2 separate regions of the Homo sapiens genome follow, and region 2 is linked to region 1. A link is a loop called in an ENCODE intact Hi-C map of the cell type or tissue named here. Cell type or tissue: CD4-positive, alpha-beta T cell. All regions are shown on one strand. Links, peaks and the distances in the headings refer to the core of each region. The heading gives the core; the rest is flanking DNA.

Region 1 (2,894 bases), core at 296-2,795:
CTTTTGCTCTGGGAAAGGAAATATTAAGAGAATGAAGAAACAAGCCACAGACAGGAAGAAAATATTTGTAAAACACCTGTCTTGCATCCAGACCATTAAAAACCACTTACAACTCAACAATAAGAATTCAAGCCACCCAATTAGTAAATGGACAAAAGATCTAAAGAGGCTCCCATCAGAGATGGCATATAGAAGGCGGAAAGCTTATGAAAAGATGTTCGCCCTCCCCGCGCTTTTCCCTCCCTGCGTCCCTCTCTCTCCCACACACCCTCCGCTGCAGCGAGAGTGGGAGCGGGTCAGGGGCGGTAGGCGGTGACGGTGACTTGCTGTCTCTCGTGCGAGGCGTGGGATTTAAGCGCATTATAAGCCGTGGGTCCCGGAGAATCCCGAGAGGCTGCGCTTGGAGCCCAGACTGACGCGCTTCTCTCATGGTTCCGGGCCGCTGCCCTGCAGAGCCCACCTTACTCTTACTCTCCACAGGCCTGTTGGCCGCGGCGGGCCTTGGCTCCCCTGAGCCTGGTGGGCCTGCAAAGAGCTGCGTCCAGGAGCCGCCCCCAGGGAACAAGCTGCCAGCGGGCCTGGGGAGAACCGCCCGTCCGATGAGCTCGGCTGAGCGTGCACGCAGTGCCGAAATCAAGGACGCCTGGATGCTTTTCGTTGCAGAGTGACAAAGGTTCAACAACAGGAAGAGGATCAGGGGCCAAGACAAGAAGCTGAAGTTCGGCCTGCCAGGAACCCCGGGCCCCAGCATCCCACCCAAGGCGCTGCTGCAGGAGTTCCAGCTGCTGCTGAAAGGTGCGGTGCCGCAGGGCCAGAGTGCGGGATCCTGAGCCCTGCATGCCAGTCCTTGCGGGGGCCGATCGCTGTGAGCCTTACTCAGGTCCAGCCGCCTCCAGGGAGGACAATGTAGACGAGGTGCGGGGCGTGAGGGCGGTGCTGGCCGCACCCCTGGTCCTGAGGCCACGGGAGCCGCGCGAGGAGGCCGCCTTCCACTGACGCCTGCACCGGGACCGGTTGCTGCAGCGGTGCCAGCTGCAGGAGCTCCGCGTCTGCTGCTTCTCCGACGCCAGGGCGCCGCCAGGATGACAGGTGCAGGAGACTGTGGCTGTGGGCAGATGTGGTTTCCAGCCCCAGGTCCCCGCGGCCCCTGGCTTCCCAGCGCGCTGTCCTGTGAGCAAGAAGATGAAAAAAGCCACCCGATCAACAGGTCAGCTGCCCCGCCTGGCAGCCCAGCCAGACAAGGCAACCGAAGTTCATCCTCTCTGAGTTGACTTCGTGCGGGCAGCGGGCCGGCGCCCAGGATGCTGGGGAGCCCTGCGCGCCGGAGGCCGACAAGCCGTGGGGCTCAGAGGCGCCTCAGGGCGAGAAGGCACCCGTCTCCCAGCGCTTTCACCCCCTGGCCTGCCCGGCCCGCGTGGTGTCCCAGTGGCTGCGGCCACGCCAGGCATTCTGCCCCGCGGCGGCTGCACAGGGACGAGAACTGAGAACCCCTGCTCAACCCCATCCGGGGTGACTGCCAAATGCCTATGCCAGCGGCCCCGATCTCCCTCCGGTGGAGGAGTGGGGGGAGACACGGCCTGGGGGCCTCAGGCTGGGCGCGCTGGCGATCCCGAGGCCGACCAGGTCATGCACCTCCAGTCCGCCTGGGCACCCAAGCTGCAGCCGCCTTCTGTGCGCAGACAGCAGCCTCCAGGCAATCCCCGAGCCCGCCCGCACTCCCCGCATCTCAAAACCGGGGCTAGAGGTCCCTGTAGCTGCGGCCAAGCCAGGCGGTCTGCCCTGCGGCGGCTGCACAGGGGCAGGAACCGGCCCTCAGACCCAACCCCGGTGGCTGCAGAGGGCCACTGGCTAGAGGTCCCCAGCTCCAGCAGAGGAGGAGCTGGGCGGGGGCAGGGCCTGGCGGGCTCTCAGGCCAGGTGCACTCGCGATCTAGAGGCAGCCCAGGCCATTCTCCACCACCTGGGCGCCCAAGCTGCAGGCGCCCTCTACCTGCTGGCAACAGCTGCCTGGCCACTCCCAAGCTGGCTGGCGCTCCCAAGCCTCGCAGAACCGGGGCTAGATGTCGCCGTGGCTGCGGCCAAGCCCGGCGGTCTGCCCGGCGGCGGCTGCACCGTGGCTGGAACCGACCCCCCAGTCCCATCCCCCATGGCTACGGAGGGCCCCTGTCAGCGGCCCCGATCTCTCTTTGGAGGAGGAGCGGGGCGGGAGTCACGGCCAGGAGGGCCCTCAGGCCGGAAGGGATGCACGTCTGCGATTCCGAGACGTCCCGCGCGAGCCCAGGAGAACCCGCAAGCCAGCAGCGCCTGCGCCCGAGCTGCAGCAGCCCCCTGCAGGCCACGCGGGCTCGGGAGCGGTTTCCGGAGTCCGAGCTGGCGCTGAGCTGCAGGCGCGAGCCTAAAGGCTTAGCCGGGGCCCACGCTGTCTGAGAGATCGGAGCGTTCAGCTACAGGCACGCGCTTAACGGCTTCGTGGAGCTCACTCGGTCTGAGAGGTCGGAGGCTGCGAGTGTCGCTGCTGAAGGCTGTGGTGGACCAGGCTGGATCGCGGATTCTGAGCTACATCGCGGGTTTGGTGGTGGATCTTGGATTTGGGGGTGGATCGCGGGTTTGGGGGTGGATCTTGGATTTGGGGGTGGATCGCGGGTTGTGGGGGGGATGGCGGATTTGGGGCTGGGTGGGGGTGGAAAGGCCACGAGGAGCCGCGGCGGCTCAGGAGCGGGTGGTGGGCGTCTGAAAAGTCGCCACCATGAGGAAGCTCTTCAGCTTCGGGAGACGCCTGGGCCAGGCGCTCCTGGACTCCATGGACCAAGAGTACGCTGGTCGGGGGTACCACATCCGGGACTGGGAACTGCGGAAGATCCACAGGGCTGCCATCAAGGGCGACGCCGCGGAGGT
Region 2 (2,894 bases), core at 296-2,795, 79 kb after region 1:
ACAAGCCCAAAACCCTTCTGGAACATGGGAGAGAACTCAAAATAGCTGCCCAGTCCTCAGAAGCTCTCAGATCCTAGGCTCTTGCAGGAAAGTTTTCAGAAGAATTATAGCCAGCTTTTCTGGGGCCTCCCCTCTCTGCACAGTGAATCTCTGGTGGCTAATGCCTGGGTCACTGACTGTATGTAAGGGTCTTACATCCTTACATCAATGAAATGTCCAATGTCTGCCCAATTCAAAGGGAGACTACAATGTCCCCACTGCTTTTCCAGGCCCAGCCCCTGTCCCATCTGGGGCCTGAGTCCCAACCCTTTATTTCATCCACACCCCAATTCCGGCCCACACCTATGGCTCAGGCCCATCTTCAATCCTCTTTCCCAGTCCTATCTCCTGCTTTTCCATCCCCGATGAAGAACACTGGAGTAGCTTGCCCTGCGTCGCAGAATAAAGTGCAAGCTCTCTCCCTACCTGAAACTCAGCACCCTGAATGGCCTTTGTTGAGGAAACAACTATAAGGTGGGTTGGCTTTACCCCCTAGGGTCCAAAAATCTCAGGACATCTTTAGTGTCTCCACTCCTAACCTTCCCCAGGAAAGGGGACACCCATTCTGCCTGAGAACTTTCCAGTCAGTCCTGAACTCCAGAGCAACATATTGAAAAGTGGTTCATTCAACACCAGGGCAAGATTCAAGAGTCTCTGGATCTGATGCAGCTTTGGGATGAATTGCCAGGGAAAAGTCAGGCGAAGGGCAAACCCAGGTCCTGGCAGTCCTCCATGTCCACAGGTGAAAGCAGCAAGGAGGCACAGAAGGTGAAGTTCCAGCTAGAGAGGGACCTGTGCCCACATCTGGGGCAAATTCTGGGTGAGGCCCCGCAAAATCTATCCAGGGGCATAGAAAGCTTCCCAGGGAAGACTCTGGGGGTGACCTCTGAAGAGTCAGAAAGGAACTTGAGGAAGCCCTTGAGGAGTGACTCGGTAGGGATTTATTAAGACTCACGGACAGGAATCATATAGAAAACATCCTGAAAGCCCACATGGGTAAGAGGTTGGGCCAGACCAACGAGGGCTTGATCCCCGTGAGTATGCATCGATCCTGGCTTGCTGTCAACCAGGCTCTTCCCGTGTCCAACACCCACATGAAAACCAGCAATCTAGCACCCCCCAAAAGTGGGAAAGCCTGTGTGAACACAGCCCAGGTGCTTTCCTTCCTTGAGCCATGTACTCAACAGGTGCTGGGAGCCCACATTTTGAGGTTTTGGGCCAAACACAGGTGGGGTCCACCCCTCAGGGTCCTCAAGCCCATTCAGTGCTTTAAACTGGTTTCATCCTTGTGCAATACACAGCTTGCCGGTCCCTCCTCAGCCACCTGTGAATCTGGGGCTGGCTCAAAAGTTGAGGTGGCCACGTTCCTTAGAAAGCCACCAATGGCAAGTCTGAGAAAGCAGGTGCTGACCAAAGCATCTGTTCACATGCCAGAGAGGCTTCAGGCCTCCTCACCTGCATGTAAGCAGTTCCAGAGGGCCCCACGAAGGATCCCATCTTGGAATGATCATGGGTCCTTGAAGGCTCCTACAGCTGGACAGGAGGGCAGGTGGCCATCTAAGCCCCTCACATACAGCCTCACAGGCAGCACCCAGCAGAGCAGGAGCTTAGGAGCCCAATCTTCAAGGGCGGGAGAGACCAGGGAGGCAGTGCCACAACCCAGAGTCCCCTTGGCAACCTGTATGTTGGCAAACATCCAAACCACAAGTGAGGATGTGCGTGGTTTCGAGGCTCCAGGGGCCAGCAAAAGCTCTCTCCTCCCTAGAATGTCTGTCTCCCAAGATCCAAGAAAGCTGTGTCTTAGGGAGGAGGTTGTTAGTGAATTTGAGCCTGGAATGGCCACGAAGTCAGAGACCCAGCCTCAAGTTTCTGCCGCTGTTGTGTTCCTTCCAGATGGGCAAGCATCTGTTGTGCCCCATGCTTCAGAGAATTTGGCTTCTCAAGTGCCCCAGAGCCATCTCCAGAGCACGCCTACTGGGAACATGCGGGCTTCCCAGGAGCTACGTGACCTCATGGCAGCCAGAAGGAGCAACCCGGGGCAGGGGCACAAGGAGCCCAGGAACCCAAACTGTCAAGGTTCATGCCAGAGCCAAAGGCCAATGTTTCCCCCTACTCACAAGAGGGAGAACCCTAGGAAGCCCAACTTAGAAAAACATGAAGAAATGTTTCAAGGACTGAGGACTCCTCAACTTACCCCGGGCAGGAAGACGGAAGACAGAACACACCCATCAGAATGAAGGCATCCAGCTACTGCCATCAAAGAAACAGCCTCCTTCAATAAGCCACTTTGGAGAAAACATCAAGCAATTTTTTCAGAGGTTTTTATCAGAGAAAAAAAGCAAGCCAGCACCAGTCACTGCTGAGAGCCAAAAGCCAGTAAAAAACTGATCATGCATGTACAGCAGCAGTGCTGAAGCTCAGCGGCTCATGACAGCAGTTGGACAGATACTGGAGGAGAAAATACCACTTTGCCATGTGCGCCATGCCTCGAAGGTAAATCAGCACCAACAGCAGTTTCAAGCCCCAGTCTGTGGATTTCCCTGCAACCACAGGCACCCCTTCTACTCAGAACACAGCAGAATGCTGAGCTATGCAGCCAGCAGTCAGCAAGCCACCCTCAAGAGCCAGAGTTGTCCCATCAGAGACAGAGAAATTGATCAACAGACCTTGAAAAGTGTCCGGTGCAACAATGAGGGCCTTCACTGTCCCTCTTTCTGTCAGCATTTTAATCACAACTGTTTAACAAGTCTCTACAATGGTCCAAACTTTCCCTCATCTTCCTGTCTTCTTCCAAGTCCTCCAAACTCTCCACCCTCTGGCTGTTAGCCACTTCTGAACCTGCTTTTATATTTTCA

The links. Hi-C counts contacts between places; a loop is a spot of excess contacts. Peaks named below come from ENCODE experiments on the same cell type or tissue, not always from the same donor. Only the 100,000 strongest peaks of a DNase experiment are listed, where the experiment ranks them.
Region 2: a loop joins it to region 1, with 10 times the contacts of the local background. A loop is called at or near these places in 4 of 110 quality-filtered maps.

What each region holds. Positions count from the first base shown.
Region 1 is chr9:92,806,920-92,809,813 of GRCh38, forward strand. LOC124902211 (translation initiation factor IF-2-like) reads left to right here and starts at 389. Exons shown (of 1, transcript XM_047424309.1): 1 at 389-2,537. The coding sequence starts at 1,627. The coding sequence ends at 2,379. It overlaps LOC101929748 (a long non-coding RNA gene), which reads right to left and starts at 1,168. Exons shown (of 1, transcript NR_136301.1): 1 at 1-1,168. It also overlaps the pseudogene ANKRD19P. RefSeq lists an enhancer at 781-1,671 and a silencer at 2,030-2,099. In CD4-positive, alpha-beta T cell, for the core only: a CTCF peak has its summit at 1,585 (motif pointing left); DNase peaks (open chromatin) are centred at 1,072, 1,992 and 2,342; H3K4me3 peaks cover 2,379 bases; H3K27me3 peaks cover 1,749 bases.
Region 2 is chr9:92,885,688-92,888,581 of GRCh38, forward strand. It overlaps the pseudogene SPATA31B2P. Among named protein-coding and RNA genes, the nearest start is that of ZNF484, 9.1 kb to the left of the region's middle. In CD4-positive, alpha-beta T cell, for the core only: no CTCF peak of the experiment used is centred there; DNase peaks (open chromatin) are centred at 1,714 and 2,504.